Linked DNA regions of Homo sapiens: region 2 is linked to region 1. Evidence: chromatin loops called from intact Hi-C (ENCODE). Cell type or tissue: OCI-LY7. All regions are shown on one strand.

The links. Peaks named below come from ENCODE experiments on the same cell type or tissue, not always from the same donor. Only the 100,000 strongest peaks of a DNase experiment are listed, where the experiment ranks them.
Region 2: a loop joins it to region 1, with 4 times the contacts of the local background. A loop is called at or near these places in 4 of 110 quality-filtered maps.

Annotation. Positions count from the first base shown.
Region 1 is chr3:35,488,044-35,496,043 of GRCh38, reverse strand. No RefSeq gene overlaps it. Among named protein-coding and RNA genes, the nearest start is that of ARPP21, 150 kb to the left of the region's middle. In OCI-LY7, no CTCF peak of the experiment used is centred here; a DNase peak (open chromatin) is centred at 3,013; H3K4me3 peaks cover 1,669 bases; H3K27ac peaks cover 2,738 bases.
Region 2 is chr3:35,660,709-35,668,708 of GRCh38, reverse strand. The region is part of intron 1 of ARPP21 (cAMP regulated phosphoprotein 21); the gene reads right to left. Among named protein-coding and RNA genes, the nearest start is that of ARPP21-AS1, 13 kb to the right of the region's middle. In OCI-LY7, a CTCF peak has its summit at 3,052; a DNase peak (open chromatin) is centred at 3,878; H3K4me3 peaks cover 2,193 bases; H3K27ac peaks cover 3,096 bases.

The DNA of each region.
Region 1 (8,000 bases):
ATCAGTTGTATTATAATAGATGAAGCACTGATGGGGGGATGTTGATCACAGAAGAGGCTATTCATGTGTAGGGGCAAGGGCTATATGGAAAAGCTATGTACTTCCTGTTCAATTTTCTGTGACCTTAAAACTGGTCTAAAAATAAAGTCTATATTTTTAGAAAGGATTAAAATTTTCAAAGATTTCCCAGTTTTAAGGAACCGGGCATTACCTGCAAATTGAAAAGTATGAATAATAAAAGCTTAGCTTTTCATACTACACTGGATCTCCCATCACAGGCAATCCCTATAGATTCTGTCTCTATCAGCCCCTCTTGTCCTTTCTGATATCTTAAAATATTAAAATTGGTCATGTTAAACCAAGTGACTTTCTTCCTTCTGTTCACAGGAGAGTTTGTTAGCTAATTTCTGATTTCTAAATTAACTTTTCCACAATATATTTAGAATATTTTATCCAATTACTGAAAAGAACACCAGGTAAAATACATTTGCACTCTCTAGGAGGCTCTACGCTCACCTTGCAATTAATGTCTCACCATATCACTGATGAATGCAGAAAACTGAGTATTTTGTTTTTTAAGGGAAAATCCATGCCAACTGAAATCATTTTAGAATAAAGTGAGACGCATAATTGCATCGTGGATAAGAGCAGGAATTTCTGCTCCATTCTTTATTTGCTACATCATCATCACCATGGGAAAGTACACCCATCCATTCATTTCTTTGTTTTTTGTTTTGTTTTTGTTTTGAAAAGGTCTTGCTCTTTTGCCCAGGCTGGAGGGCAGTGGTACTATCATGGCTCACTGCAGCCTCACATTCCTGGGCTCAAGCAATCCTCTTGCCTTAGGCACTGGAGTAGCAAGGAAGACAGGCATGAGCCACAACATGCAGCTAATTATTTTTTATACTTTTTTTTTTCTTTGTAGAGGGGGTGTTGCTGTTGCACAGACTGGTCTTGAACTCCTAGCCTCAAGTGATCATCCTGCCTTGGCCTCCCAAAGTACTGGAATTACAGGCATGAACCACTGAGCCTGGCCTTACATTTATCCTTTTTTTAAAAAAAATATTTTCTGAACACTTAATAGTCATTATAGCACAGTGATTAAGAGTATGGACTCTGAACTGGACTTTTGGGCCCAAGTCTGTTCTGCACCACTTATTACTGTGTGAGTCTGAGCAAGTGACTTATTATCTACTTACCTCCATTTTGTCACATGAGGATAAAAAAATTCTTTTCTTATAGGGTTGTTGTGAAGAATACATAGATACTATATATACATATATGACATATATGCATAGGTAGGTAGAGGCAAAGATAAATAGTACAATGATAGCATACGGTAAGTGCAATATAAGTGGCTGCCATGAGTGACCACTATGCACTTTTTGGTTTTTATTTTCCTTATAAAATGGGAGTACTAATATTACCTATCACAGAATATTGTTGTTTGTCATGTTTTAGAATAGTACGGTGCTTGCCAAATAGCAAGAGCCCAATGCATTTATACATCATCAATGTTATCGTAATGTTATATTTTATGTAAAAGCAATGGAAATAAGGAATTTCTAAATATGCTTAAAATGCTAAGGTTTCTCAGGTCCTGCCTGTAGCCTAGCTTATGAATAAAGTATGGCTTATTGCTGACAGTTGATAAAGAGAACTTAGGCATTTTAGCCACAGAATTTACTTTGCAAGGATGAAGGAGATTCAGCATCTTAATGTGTGTTTGGATGTAAGGGGTCTACTGTGGGATATTCTTTTTAGAATGTACTTCAAGTCTGAAAGTCACATATTGTCAAAAGATTTATCAAACTCTCTTCATTTGAAAATAAAAATAAACCAGAAAAGCATGGAATTCTCTTTGCAGAATCAAATATTTCTCACTTGTTCTCATGAGAATGGCTTCAAATGACCACTAATGCTCCTCCCTCTTGGGCTCCATTTCAGCTTCCCAAAGGGAGGGAATAGGAGGTGGTCAGGAAGGTGGTGAGCACCTCACATTGAGGACCTTATATCAAAGGGCAGACTGACTGCTCCCAGATCCGGAGCCTAATCTTCACTGTGGTGGGTGTGTCTGAGCTGAGATACCTGCTTCAGAGGAGACCTGGAACCTTACAGGTTCCTTTAAACTTCCTTTATGTATATATGTGTGCTCACTCATAGAGATGGTGGGAACTAGCCTGTAAAGGTAACTTGCTACATACCAGATATAATTCTAGACATCTTTCACATTGTTCTTGTTGCTGTTGCTTCGTTGTTGTCAGATATAAGTTATGGTATTTGATTCCCATAGCAAACCATGTGCAGACAAGGAGACTGAGTTTTAGACAGAAAACTCATGATAAAGTCAGAATTCAAACTCAGGGGTGTGTAAAAGACCAGGTGTTTCAGAGTTGCTCTAACAATTGGATGCTAATTCTGCATCAGCTATGTACTCTGTAACTTTGAGCAAATCACTCAACATCTGGGAACCTAAGTATCCTCTAGGGTCACTAAACAATGCTTGCTTTATTAGATATGGTTATTATGAATACCACGATCATAAATGAGTCTGTTGGATACTCTAATGGGACAACCACCTTTCACAAGTGTGGGTTGCAATTGTCCTGAATCAGGGTCTAAAGTTCCTGCTGCTCCATCAGTCACTGAAATTTGTCAAAAGTCTGTTACATGCTTCTGGGTCTTCTGCAACAGGATACAAAGCTTAAAAAACAAGGGAAAATAGGCTTTGGTCCATCATAATTTTCTTGTGTTTTACACCAGAAAACTGATGATTACCCATGTATGAATAAGGAGGTCAGTTTAACACAGGACCAAGGGAGGAAACCCCTTACGACTGATGCCTATATCACCAGCTCAGCTTCCCTGAAAATATATAACTATTGCCAGAGATCCACTATTTTGGTGTCCCACTGTCACTTAAGACCCCACAGCCCCTGATCATTTGTTTCAGATTTCCCTTTAACAACAGGTGCATGCAAAACTGAGAGATGGTTTTATTGCATCTTGATGACGTGACTGCAGCTGCTGGTATATAAATAAACTGGAGGCCACTTAGGGCATTTTTTGTCTAAGACCTACATAGGGGGAATGTCAGTTATTTTTTAGCTTTTTAAAAAGACTAGGAGACTGTGAGAACATCCTCTACTAGTGATTTCAGCATCTTGACAAACACTGAAAAACAGTAATTTCTTTGTAAATATAAAGTGACCATTAGAGGAGAAACAAACCAAATATAGGACATGCTAGTGTGGGTTTAATCATGGTAGTCAGTTTTTTTTGCAGGTGTGTGGATTTCACTCCAATAATGTGTTTCTTGATTTCCTTCCTTTTTACCTGCTAACTTTTGCATCATGTAACACCAAGAGATAACAATTAAGAGGTTGGTCCATTTGTAGGCAGAGGAAATCTTAAAACTTTCTAGTACAATAAACAAAATATTTATTATTTGCATTAAATGAGGTGAGAGAAGAAAAGACTTCACCTACAGAAAATTATTGTGTGTGTGCATTACCAAAGCTGTTTTCCTTTTTCTCAATAATGTGAATGTGTGTATTTCTCTCCCTTCCCTATTGCTGAAATTGTGAGGTTTAATTTGGTGGTGCAATCTCTACTCTGTAACTAATAGGAAAATTAGCTATGACTCTGAGGAGCTATTAAAGACTGGATATAACAATAGTGTATTACACTCTGCCACTATCCAGTCTTTGAGAATGGAAGGAAATGAATTTTAAGTAACTCTTTCAGTATCTCCTTTTCAATACATGTTTAATAGTACATGTCTTTTAATGAAAGAACACAGATGGTACAATGAAGTCTTAATTAGATTTCATATTAGGTGCAATTAGTTACTGTTGCAAATGTAAAATCTACAATAGAGCATTAAGAAATAACTTTAAGTCTATCAAGTCACTTCAATTTGTTAGGTCACTAGCCTTTGTGGATTGTAGTGTGCACGTAACAGCTCAAGATGACAGTGAAGTGAATTCATATTTAAAACATGTTATTGGTTAAAATTGTGTCTGATTTGCAGGTTCTGAAGCAGTTTTTCTCAAATTATATATATATGAAAATATGAATGCAGATAACAGTATTACCAACACTGATAGAAAACCTAATTCCAGATTTTAGAGAGAACGTATTCTAATAAAGAGGCCAGTTTAGCCGGATTAAAAATAAAAACACAGCTGCAGACATATCTGAAATACTTCTGATGAATAACTAGACTATACTTCATAAAAAATAGTTTTGGAGGTGGGTGGGTGGTGTTGCAAGAGTTAGAAAGAAAATTGGCATATCTCCCTCTATTTTGCCTTGACCAAATAATTTTAAATTTAATAATGAAAAATAACATGCCAAGCTATACCTCTCCTGCACATGTGCTGTTTTTCAAGATGTCTGAGCATTGTTTATTCTCTTTACCTCAATAGTGCCTCCCATTTCCACACCTTGTCCTTACTTTTTATTTTTTATTCATTGAAAGCAAGAATCAAAGAAAAAATAGGCTTAAGAGATACGGTAAAGATGGTCAGACAGGCATTGAATATTGATAGAATTTAGCTCCTACAATTAAAGCAGGAGAAAATGTCAAGAAGGACCTATTAGGGCATGCTGGGTACAGTGAAGGTCCATGTACTGTATCACCTCAGGGTAATAGAAAAATGGGAGCTAGAAACAGATGATTTCACATGAGGAGATCAGAAACAATGGAATAAAAAATATGGAATACATTTCCAATGACACATCAAGTCTAGCTGATGGTAGCAAGTGGAGCAGGATGTGCTTGCTGTGTTTTAAAAAGCTCTGCCCTTTCTTAGTAGGAAGAGTTGTGTGATAAAATACCAGTGTATATAATGGGAGAAGGGGAGTGATTTACTGTAAATTTCCATGTATTTAAAAATTACCTAAATATTCACTCATCTAATTTGATTTAATAAATAAAGGAATATACATTCTTATAACTGATAATTGATTTTATGTTTCAGCTTGACTGGGCCACGGGATGTCAAGATAGTTGGTCAAACATTATTCCTCGTATTTCTGTGAGAGTGTTTTTGGCTGAGATTAACATTAAAATTGGTGGATCTGAATAGAGAAGAATGCCCTTCATAACGTGAGTGGGCCTCATTCAATGAGTTGAAGGCTTGAATAGAATTTTTTTTTTTTTTTTTTTTTTTTTTTTTTTTTTTTTTTGAGACGGAGTCTTGCTGTGTCGCCCAGGCTGGAGTGCAGTGGCGCGATCTGGGCTCACTGCAAGCTCCGCCTCTCGGGTTCACACCATTCTCCTGCCTCAGCCTCCCGAGTAGCTGGGACTACAGGCGCCCGCCACCGCGCCCGGCTAATTTTTTTTTTTGTATTTTTAGTAGAGACGGGGTTTCACCGTGGTCTCGACCTCCTGACCTCGTGATCCGCCCGCCTCGGCTTCCCAAGGTGCTGGGATTACAGGCGTGAGCCACCGCGCCCGGCCTTGAATAGAATTTAATTACTGATCCTCCCTGAAGTAAGAGAGGATTCTCCAACTGACTGTCTTCAGACTTCATATATAACATGGGCTGTTTTTGCTTAAGGGACTTCAAGCTGGAACACTGGCACTGCCTGCGTCTCCCAAACCACTGGCCCACTCTGCAGATTTTGAACTTAGCAGACTCCATAATTAACTGAGGCAATTCCATAATATAAAGCTATATCTGTATCTATAAACACATGCTATTGGTTCTGCTTCTCTGGAGAACCCTGACCAATATGCACATTAATGAGAAACCCTATTATACTTAAAATCACATTGTGAAGAGTATTTAAGCTCAGAAAAGATTAATGTAAAGTAAAAAAGATGAAACTGATACTCTATATACAGCATTACTACATTATATAATATGTGTACCTACATATAAAGAATTGAAAATAATATAGAAAATATTAATAGTGGTCATCTGTGGGTGTTGGGATTCATTTCATTTTTTTCTTTTTAATTGTCCAGCTTTGTAAATTCTTTATAGTGAATATACCTTCCTTCTTAATTGGTAGGAAATATGTCATTATTTAACAAAAATATAATCAGTTTAAAAGACAGTTACCATAGTTAACATTTTGTTGCTTGCAATGAAGAATATTGCAGTTCCCATAAGAACAAAACCAAAGCATATGTCAAAGAACTGAAGTAACAATTTCTTTCAGCAGGTATGCTACCTGAACAGATGGTATTTAGGAAAGAAATCACTGTACCTTAATGTAAGGCGGAGATACAATTTTTCCAAAAGTTGACATTGAAAATAGATGACATTTGAGGGCATCCCATTCTTTTCCCCAAGAACAGTGTACTCTCTACATATTTGTAGATGTTCTTTTTAAAGAGACTTATTTCCAGGGGACCAGACATCCTCCATCTCCAGTTCTTGCTGCCATATAAAACATAAGACACTAAGAAAATCAGAGAAAAAAAATGTCATATTTCTTATTGTGGCCTTATTTACTGTTTTCATTAAAGATTAGTGAAACATAGTTTGGTGTGGAATAGACATTTCTCCCTGAGCCTGTTCTTCTTTTACTTTTTGTTTCCTATTTAATTAACATAATTTATGAAAATCTTTTTTTTTTTTTTTGAGACAGAGTCTAGCTCTGTCACCCAGGCTGGAGTGCAGTGGCACCATCTCAGCTCACTGCAACCTCTGCCTCCCAGGTTCAAGTGATTCTCCTGCCTCAGCCTCCTAAGTAGCTGGGATTACAGGCACCCACCACCACACCCAGCGAATTTTTGTATTTTTAATAGAGACAGGGTTTCATTGTGTTGGCCAGGCCGATCTTGAACTCCTGACCTTGTGATCCACCCGCCTTGGCCTCCCAAAGTGCTGGGATTACAAACGTGAGCCATCACACCCAGCCAATTTATGAAAATCTTAATGTTTGTATATGTATGTGCGTATATATACACATGTGTACACATTCACAAATACATGTATGTGCATATATACACACATCCGTATATACATGTTTCTGTGTACATATGTGTATACATGTATATGTCTTCTTTCACCATCTGCCCTTTCTTACCCATGGACTGTATGATTATGATTTTGTCCCCCTTACTTCTTAATCTCTGAATTAAGAAACTGAATGCTGGCGTTTGCTTTCAGAGATCCAGTGCAGACTTATAGATTGTTGAGTATTTTGTCTGCTTCTTCATGATTTGAAAAATAATGAACTAATGACCATTTTTCCCTCCTCCTCTTTTTCTTCCTCCTCCTTTTTCTTCTCACTTTTATACTTTGGATATCTGGTTTCTAGTAGCTGAATCACTTGATGACAAACATAAATTCCCAGCTATAAATTTGGGACAGCAATTAAAGCCTCACAAGGATATTGTGCAGTTACACAACTAGTAAAGTAAATCATTAGAAGAGTTTTTGGGATTGGAGCACCATTCAAGATATATATGTCCTCTTCTATTTTCTTCCATTTTTAATTGACTTTTTGTCTTTTTGTCTGTACCTTGTTTTTTTTTTTTTTTTTGCCGTTTTCTTTTTCACCTCCTTCATACATTCCACCTTCTTTCATTTTCTGTACTTTGCAGATTAGACAAAGGGTACAAAATGATCTGATCACTTACATGAACCAAAGTTGGCCTCCAGTTAATCATCCTGCATGAGCCACAGAAATGTCTCCTGTATAACAATAGCAATTGAAGGCTGAGATCCTTTAGTGAGCGAAGAAAAGCCTAGTTGGAGGAAGGTTAAAGGAGTGCAGGACTTTGGCCATCTAGGGTAAATACTGATGTTACTAACATTTCATATATGACCTTGGGTAAGTCTCCTAACATTTCTGTACCTCAGTTTCTTTATCTGTAAACTGGGAATAATAATAGTCAGTTTCTTATAGAGTAAATAGGAATTTTAAATGAGTGAACATAAGTGACTAAATAAAATGAAATTGCTGTTTCTGTGGGCCAAAACCTGATAAGCATTAGCAATTTCATAAGTTTTAGTTTAATACAAAATTCTCTTACA
Region 2 (8,000 bases), 170 kb before region 1:
TCTCACAAGGCATTATTAGTATCATAATTTTAAATATTTATGTGTGTGCATAGATAATTTGTGTAATTTGAATCTTGGCAATTTGCAAATGTAAAAACGGCAGATCCCAGGTATCTAAAATCCTGTGTGGTTCAAAACTATCCTCATATCCTGGTAGACTTCGTTTTCAGTTTTGGGAGCACTAGCTCTCTGCTGGCAACTCTGTGGCCTGACCACTCATATGGGGCTTGGGCATACTCCCAGATGCCAATTCCAGATTAGGCCATGATTGCTCTACACTTCAGAGACTCCAGCAGGAGCAAGGAGAAGATAGCATGCCAGCCAGTGGACTACATTGGCTATTTGCTCTACTGGCAATCCACTAGGCTCACCAAGATGCCACACTTAAGGTGATGCTGCAAAACTGAAAAGAAATGCTGCCCATCCAAATACTAAAAATGCTCTGTTTTTTAGGTTTCCATTTTATTTTAATTTATTAAAAAATATACACTTCCAAAAATTTACACTTCTATATTTAGGAATACTCTTCCCCCAAAATGGATAAGAACAAAGTCAGAGATGATACTTTACCATGAATAGTAGCAAGAAATTTCTGAGGGAGGGACATTGTGAATTTCCTGAGAGGGAAATTTGTGTTCTCACTTACTTTATGACTTTCTTCTTTCTTCTTCTTCTCCTTCTTCTTCTTCTTCTTCTTCTTCTTCTTCTTCTTCTTCTTCTTCTTCTTCTTCTTCTTCTTCTTCTTCTTCTTCTTCTTCTTTTCTTCTTCTCCTTCTCCTCCTCCTCCTCCTCCTCCTTCCTCTTCCTCTTCCTCTTCCTCTTCTTCTTCTTCTTCTTCTTCTTCTTCTTCTTCTTCTTCTTCTTCTTTGAGAATAAAAGTACTGCAGGTGATCTTCAAGACTTACTGACTTCCAAAGTGCAGTATTTTGGAGTGATACTGCATCAATACCATTGCAAAATTTCATTATAAATTAACTTGTCATGCATTATGATCCAATTTAAGACTAGATTACATTTCCTTTTAATTAACTAGAAGGACTCTTACATATCTTTTTCTCTTCTTTTAATCTAGCACCTCTTTCAAATATATTAAGAAGTGATTGAAGCTACAAATAGAGTCCAACTTCCAAGAGTCAATGCAAAAAGATTACTGCTTCTTTGAGAAGAATCTGAAAGTGACTTAACCCTCTCTCACATAAGTTATTTTAAAATGAGGAATATTGTACTAAAACATCTAGTAGAATGCTTGGAATTCAATAATAACTTGATGAATTAGTTATTTAATGAATTAATACATAAATTTAACTAGTCATGAGATTATGACACGTAATCACAATGCAAAATGACTGTGGTTTCATTCTTAAATTAGTTTACCATTATCATTATCACTACCACAAATCAGATTGCTAAATAAAACTAGTTTTGCTATGATACAGTTTGAGATTTTGAATAAAACTTAAGTTAAATGTTAATATAAATAGTATCAATTTAAAACAATTTAAATATACTTATTGGAGACTCACTCTGTGCCTGACAGTATTTTGATTAAAGAATGTAGGATAATAGGACTAGCCCTTAAAGAGTCACATTTTAGAGTGGAGGAAGCTGAGTCATAGATACATTAAGCATATCAAATATTTCACTCTAGGGGTGAGGCAGAGCCTAAATTCTGACAGATTGGTTCTGGGACTTCAATTTTATCCATACGCTTTTGAAATGAGTGAGGATAATAGTTACTACATGACTGGCAATAAATACTGAAGGCATGCCATAGTGATGCCAGTGGCAATTCAGGTGGGTAGAACCACAGGGGATAGTTGAGGTTGCATGTTTATTCTAACCTTTCCAAATCTCAAAAAAACCTGTTTAATTTTATATTTGGAAAAAGTAAACATAAAGACTGAGAAGAGATAGAAAATAATGAATTAATTTGGATGCCTGTTTGCAGTGTTAATCACACTGTAAAGCATGTTTGTGGTTGAAATATAATTACCCATTTAATCAAAAAATAGAAAAGTAAAGATAATGGAAAAATTGTTAATAAAGCTAAAATTAAGAAGAAGTACATTTAATAAAATGTGCAATAAAAGGAATTTAGTCTATAAAAATGTATGTTTGAAATTAATGTCAAAGACAAACTAAAATAAAAACCCTACACCTACACACAACCAAATAATTTAACAAAAATTTTAAAACTAGTTGAATAATGCCAAAAGAATGTCAAGATTAATTAAATAGACATTTAAATTATCATAAAATATGTTTTGTGCTTGGAATAAATGTCAAAATCAAAACAACTCAAAATCACTGAAAACAAAGTCAAGAATAATTTTGCAATATGACTTGGGCTAAAATTTCTTAAGAATTCAGGGATATTTTTGTGTGGAGCCACTGATTGGAATATTTTGTTCTAAGCTTGCTTCCCTCTACAAGAAACCAGTAAAAAATTTTCAGAAAAAAATAGCAGTTTGTGGGAATACCCTATAACTCCATTTAAAGAAATTAAATTCCCTTCTGCTTGGTAGGTTTAGATTCAGGGAAGGGTGTATAAGTGACAACATCGGTATTCATTTGTATCATTCTCAGTATATACTATTTATTAATCTCCTTGACTGAGTATCCCCCAAGTAGGTTTGCCACTTTTAATCAGCTCCTACTTCCAACCACTATTCTTTGAACCGTAAGGTTGGAGTTGAGGTTCTGAGGATATGGGCACAGCCCAGTTGAGCCATCATACAGTGAGCAATGATCTGGGTGTTTTAGAAACCACAACAATGCACACATTCTATCACGTTTCCTTTAAAAAACCATTAATGAGCAGGATACATTTTACTGCCTTCCACATATTGTGCATACACTAACTAAATACCTTGATGAGAACAAGCATTACAACGATGACTGGAGTACAGCCCTGCCCTCTAGGAGACTCCAGGGGGAAGTTGTATTAACTTTTTACAAAATGGAATAGGGTTCATTAAGTAGCTCTTCATCTGCAGCTGTGCTTTTGAAAATGAGGATGGTTTCATGAACAAATGCAATATTTACCCAGAGGATTCTTTTCTTGTTTCTCAAATATAGGAAATGACTAAATCCTGAATGTTTGATATAACCTCTTACCTCCAAATGAATGTTTTCACTATACAAAACAACTCAGTGTTAAAGTCATTTGAAAAGACCTATTAACTACTTCAATGTAGAACTAGATACATGGATGTATGTGTGTGGTATCTAAGTACACATTTTGATTCTGCAGATATTTTTAGAGTGTCCATGTATAGCACTTTGCTCAGAACTTTCCACTTACTTTAAATTTTTACTTCAAAAACAAGCTCTCATAATTTCATGAGAGTTTTATGATCTTGTTATCATATTAAAAAAAGCTTAGGCCGCTTATGATCTTGTTATCATATTAAAAAAAAAAGCTTAGGCCAAGGGCAATGCTGTTGTCCTTTATATTTATCTACATAAAGGCCACATAAAGCCTAAGACTCTGTTCTTCTTCTAGTCCTGTATTCTTTCCAAGTTGCTTTTGTGCATATGTAGACAGACATAAATATAAACCAAGACACACTTATATTAAACTCATGTATTCTGAGTTAGGGTGGTCCACTCAGCTTTTAACTTTTAAAATCATTCCTTTAAGATCTGCAAATTCATTGGCCTCCAAAGGAGCGAAAAGTTTGTTTCTTTCAGTGACCTAACATTTTTCATGTAATTCGAATGTTGGAGAAGTCTCACTTGAATTAGGTTACACACACACAAAATAGCAGGTGGGCTAAGTCACTCAGAGTATGCAAGTGACACTCCTCTGAAGCCCCTCCCTGAATGCCAGATCAGGCCACATAGCAGCCTGGAGTCGGTTCCAGCTCAGAGAACAGAGCAGCAGCTGCTGGGAGTTGGCAGCAGACCAAGTCTCAGCTGTATTCTTGGCCTTCTGCCTCCTCCAGGCACTTACCAGGGGCGCATGACCAAGGAAACAGCTGAGCCCCCACCTCAAAGAGGAAACGCAACCGCCACAGCCCCCGCCGCCACCTGCTCCGGAGCCAAACAACCAACAAATTCCTGCTCAATTCGAAGGGATAAAGCGGACTGCTGATTCACTCCTAGGAACGCCCGGGCTGTTTCCACTGAGGATAGAGGCATAGCTTAACAGGAATGGGACGTCATCGTGAACGCTCTGGCAGAGCCACCTGGGGACTTGAAGTTGCAGGGTATCAGAAATGATAGAATAGCAGTTACCAGAGTCTAGGGATCGTGGGAGGGATGATGGAGAGAGTCTGGTCAACAGGTACAAAGTTACACTCAGGAGGAAAAAGTTCTGTTCTAGAAATTGCTCTATAGGGTAACTACAGTTAACAATATTGTATTGCATATTTCCAAATAGCGAGAAGAGAGGATTTTTAATGTTCTCACCACAAAGAAATGACAAATATTTGAGGTGATGGATATGCTAATTACTCTGATTCGATCATTACACAATGAATACATGTGTTGAAATACCACATTATACCCCATAAATATGTACGTGTCAATTAAAAACAAAATCAAACTTTAAAAAATAGTTTAGGTGTTCAAGTCACAGGGTTCTATTAAGATTTCAAACATTGCTTTAGATATTGTCTGCAAGCTTTTTTGAAGATACTCCTTTCTTAAACAGAAATTTTGATTTTCGCTTTATAGTGGGCTGAAAATTTGCCAAGAACACGGACGACTGGACAGTTCACTTTCATTTGCAACAATTTCCAAGAGGACCCTCGGTTACACAGCATAATTACAAAACTAAAGCAAACATGTTAAATGCCCTGCACCTTTTTTGAGATGCCAAGTATGGCCTTCTTGGGTGCCATGAAGCATTAAGATAGCCTCAGGCATCAGCACACATTCCAGGTCCAAATCCAATTCCCACGGCCCAGCAGGCAAGCTGGGACAGTGGAAATGCGAGTATATGGCCCAGCATTACTCCGGAGGACTGTGGGGGTGAGCGTGCCACTTCCCAGAACCGTGGCTCTGACAGCTTCAACTGCACTCACGTCAGTGCTATTAAGAGATGTTCCTACCTTCAAACATTGTGAAATCTCACCCCGCTCCGAGGACACATCCCTCCAGATCTGTCTCCGATCAACACGGGAGGCTGTGCTTTGTGCTATTAAAAATTTCTCTGGAACAAGAAGGGCAAAATGCTGATGCTTCATGATGCATACATGGGGGTTTGTTACACAATTATCTCCATTTTGTGCACATTTAAAAAATTTCCATAATAAAAAGTTCAAAGTATAAAAATTTGTCTGGGGATTAAATCATTGTCAGATGCAAGAACTATGCGCCCAGACTGGGCTTCAGTCCAGGTGGGAGAGACTCTGATTTGTAGGTGATTGATTGTTATTTCCAAGGAGAATGTTAGGGGTTTAAAAACCGTATAGATCACAGCTTTTTTGAAAAAACTGACCCAAATCCAGTGAAGCCTTTTCTCCCTAGCAGCAATACACAATTTTTATTCAATTCTGGGGTAAGCATTTAGATACGTCTGCTCTAGGCATCATGAAGTTTCTGTTGTTATTTTTTTTTAATTTGTACAAATTTATAGGGTACATGAGAAATGCTACAACATGCATACAATACATAGTGATAAAGTCAGAGTATTTAGGGTGTCCATCGCCTGAGTACAGTATCTTTTTGTTAAATATAGTCACCCTACTCTGTTATCAAACATTGAATCTATTCCTTCTATCTTGCTGTATGTTTGTACCCTTTAATCAACTTCTCTTCATCCTTTCTTCCCTATGCCACTCACCCTTCCCAGCCTCTGTTATCTATCTTTTTACTCTCTGTCTCCATGTGATCAAAATTTTTAGCTCCCAGATACAAGTGAGAATATGCAATCTTTGTTAATTTTTTTTACCCTTCTGGTAGATTTCACTTGGTGGGCACAATTCTCCCTTCAAGGTCTTGTTGCCTCTTGTTGAACTGTCTCTGCTGCAGAGAGCTGCACTACCTCAAGCACACTCTTTCCTAGAATAATCCATATCCAATAATTCAATAAATGATCAAGAGGGTACTAGAAGCCCTGAGATCTCAACCCTTTGTGGGACTCTCTGAAGGTCATTCCAGTGGCAGAGCTTTCTGCAGGATCAGCAGAGGCTGTCCTCATCCTCTGGCCTGAACTGCAGCTCACCTTCTCTCTCTGCCCAGTCCTGCTCCCCTCCCTGTCCCTCTGTGGGGTTGGTCCCAAGAACTCTCCTTAGTAAACATCCTGCACACTTAACTCTATCTCAGAGTATGCTTTCCAGAAACCTACCTGCAACATCACAGGACATCCTTTCAGAAGGGTTGAAAATGCTTTGCAGTAGTGATAAAACCCAGGTTAACAATCACCATTTTGCTTTAAGCCATTGTTAGCTCCTCTTAATCACCTCTCTAATACCTGGCACCTCATCACTGCTCCAAATCTTGCAATATTTATAAAAGTATTAAAACTACATACAGTACGCACATGTATGCCAATTGGTACTGCTAAGTTGGTTTATATGGGACCACATATTTAATGCTTAAAAATAAACCACACACACTATGATTCTTTCCAATGGTGTGAATTATCTTCTACACCTGAAATCTCATCCTATTTTGACCTTTAACTCTCAGAGGCCACTATAATGCTACATAATTCTCTAATCTCAAATCCAAAGTATGTCTACTTGTGAACACCTCCGAAAATTATATCCTCAAACTTAATTTTAAAATCACCAATAGCTAACACCAGGCCTGACACATAATAGGCATTCAAGATACTATGATTACAAATTAGTTAGTGCCCATGAAGTGTTTCAAAACTTTTACAAAGTATCTCATTTATTACCTCACAACCAGAAACAGGTATGTCACTGTCTCCTTTATACACATGGAACAACTAAAATTCAGTAAGGTCAAGGAACTTGCCCAAGGTAACACAATAAATACAAAGGCATCCACTGTGCCTCATTCTCTCTCCAGGAAATATGTATTATTGTTGCCTACAAAAGTACTCTTTTGAGAGATGAGGCAGGACATAAAAAGGTCAATGAGAATTGAATACTGTTGATTTTTTGAATTTTATAGCCGGTCATAAGAAATTTATAAGTGTTCTGATTTCTTTATGCTGTATTTATTTTCAAGTTTCTATACTCCATGCAGAGAATGTATACTAGCAGTTCAAAGATTCTAATAAAGGAGCTGCCTAAATAATTATAGCAGCAACTAACACTTACAGCATGTTTCTATGTGCTGAGCAGTATTCCATGACTTTTACTGGTAAAGACTGACAGAGTCACTTTATCTCTTTTCCTCTTTTTGTCCCATTGTTTGCCATTTCTCCTTGTGGATATGCCTGGAGGAGGTGAAGTTTTAACAGCACAAATTCACCATTCTCACGATATAGCTCAATAACTGATTTTCATACTATGACAATGAATCAATGAGAGAATATTAAATTATATTCTGTATTTGATGTTTTACAAGGCTGAGATTTGTATTTAAATTGGTCAAAGTAAAGCACTCGCTCTCCTGGAGGGTCCAGTTTCAATTGTACAGGTAATCCATGTGTATGTGATCATGTGTGTAATTAGGCCTTGTTATGCCAGTGAAGTTGATAAACTATTATTTACCCAGCTCCTACTAGGTGTAAAAAAGTCTGCTAAAAATTGTGAGATGCAAAGATAGATTTAGCCCTGTACCTGCCTTTAAGAAATTTATAATCTGCTAAAAACAAGGAGTTACTCAATTTAGCTTTCCAACTACATATTTTCTTTGTTTTTCAGTAAGTATGCTAAGCAGTGACTTCCAAATGAGTCATTATAGGATTGTTCACTAATTTTCAAGATAAAGGGTTAAATTAGACTAATTCATTATTTAGGGAAAAAAACCCACAACTATCTCCCATCCAGTAAGATAAAGAGAGTAGTACCCCACAAAAAAGAATAGAAGCATTTACTCAAAATCCTCAGTCAAAAGTTAGTCATTCTCCTTAC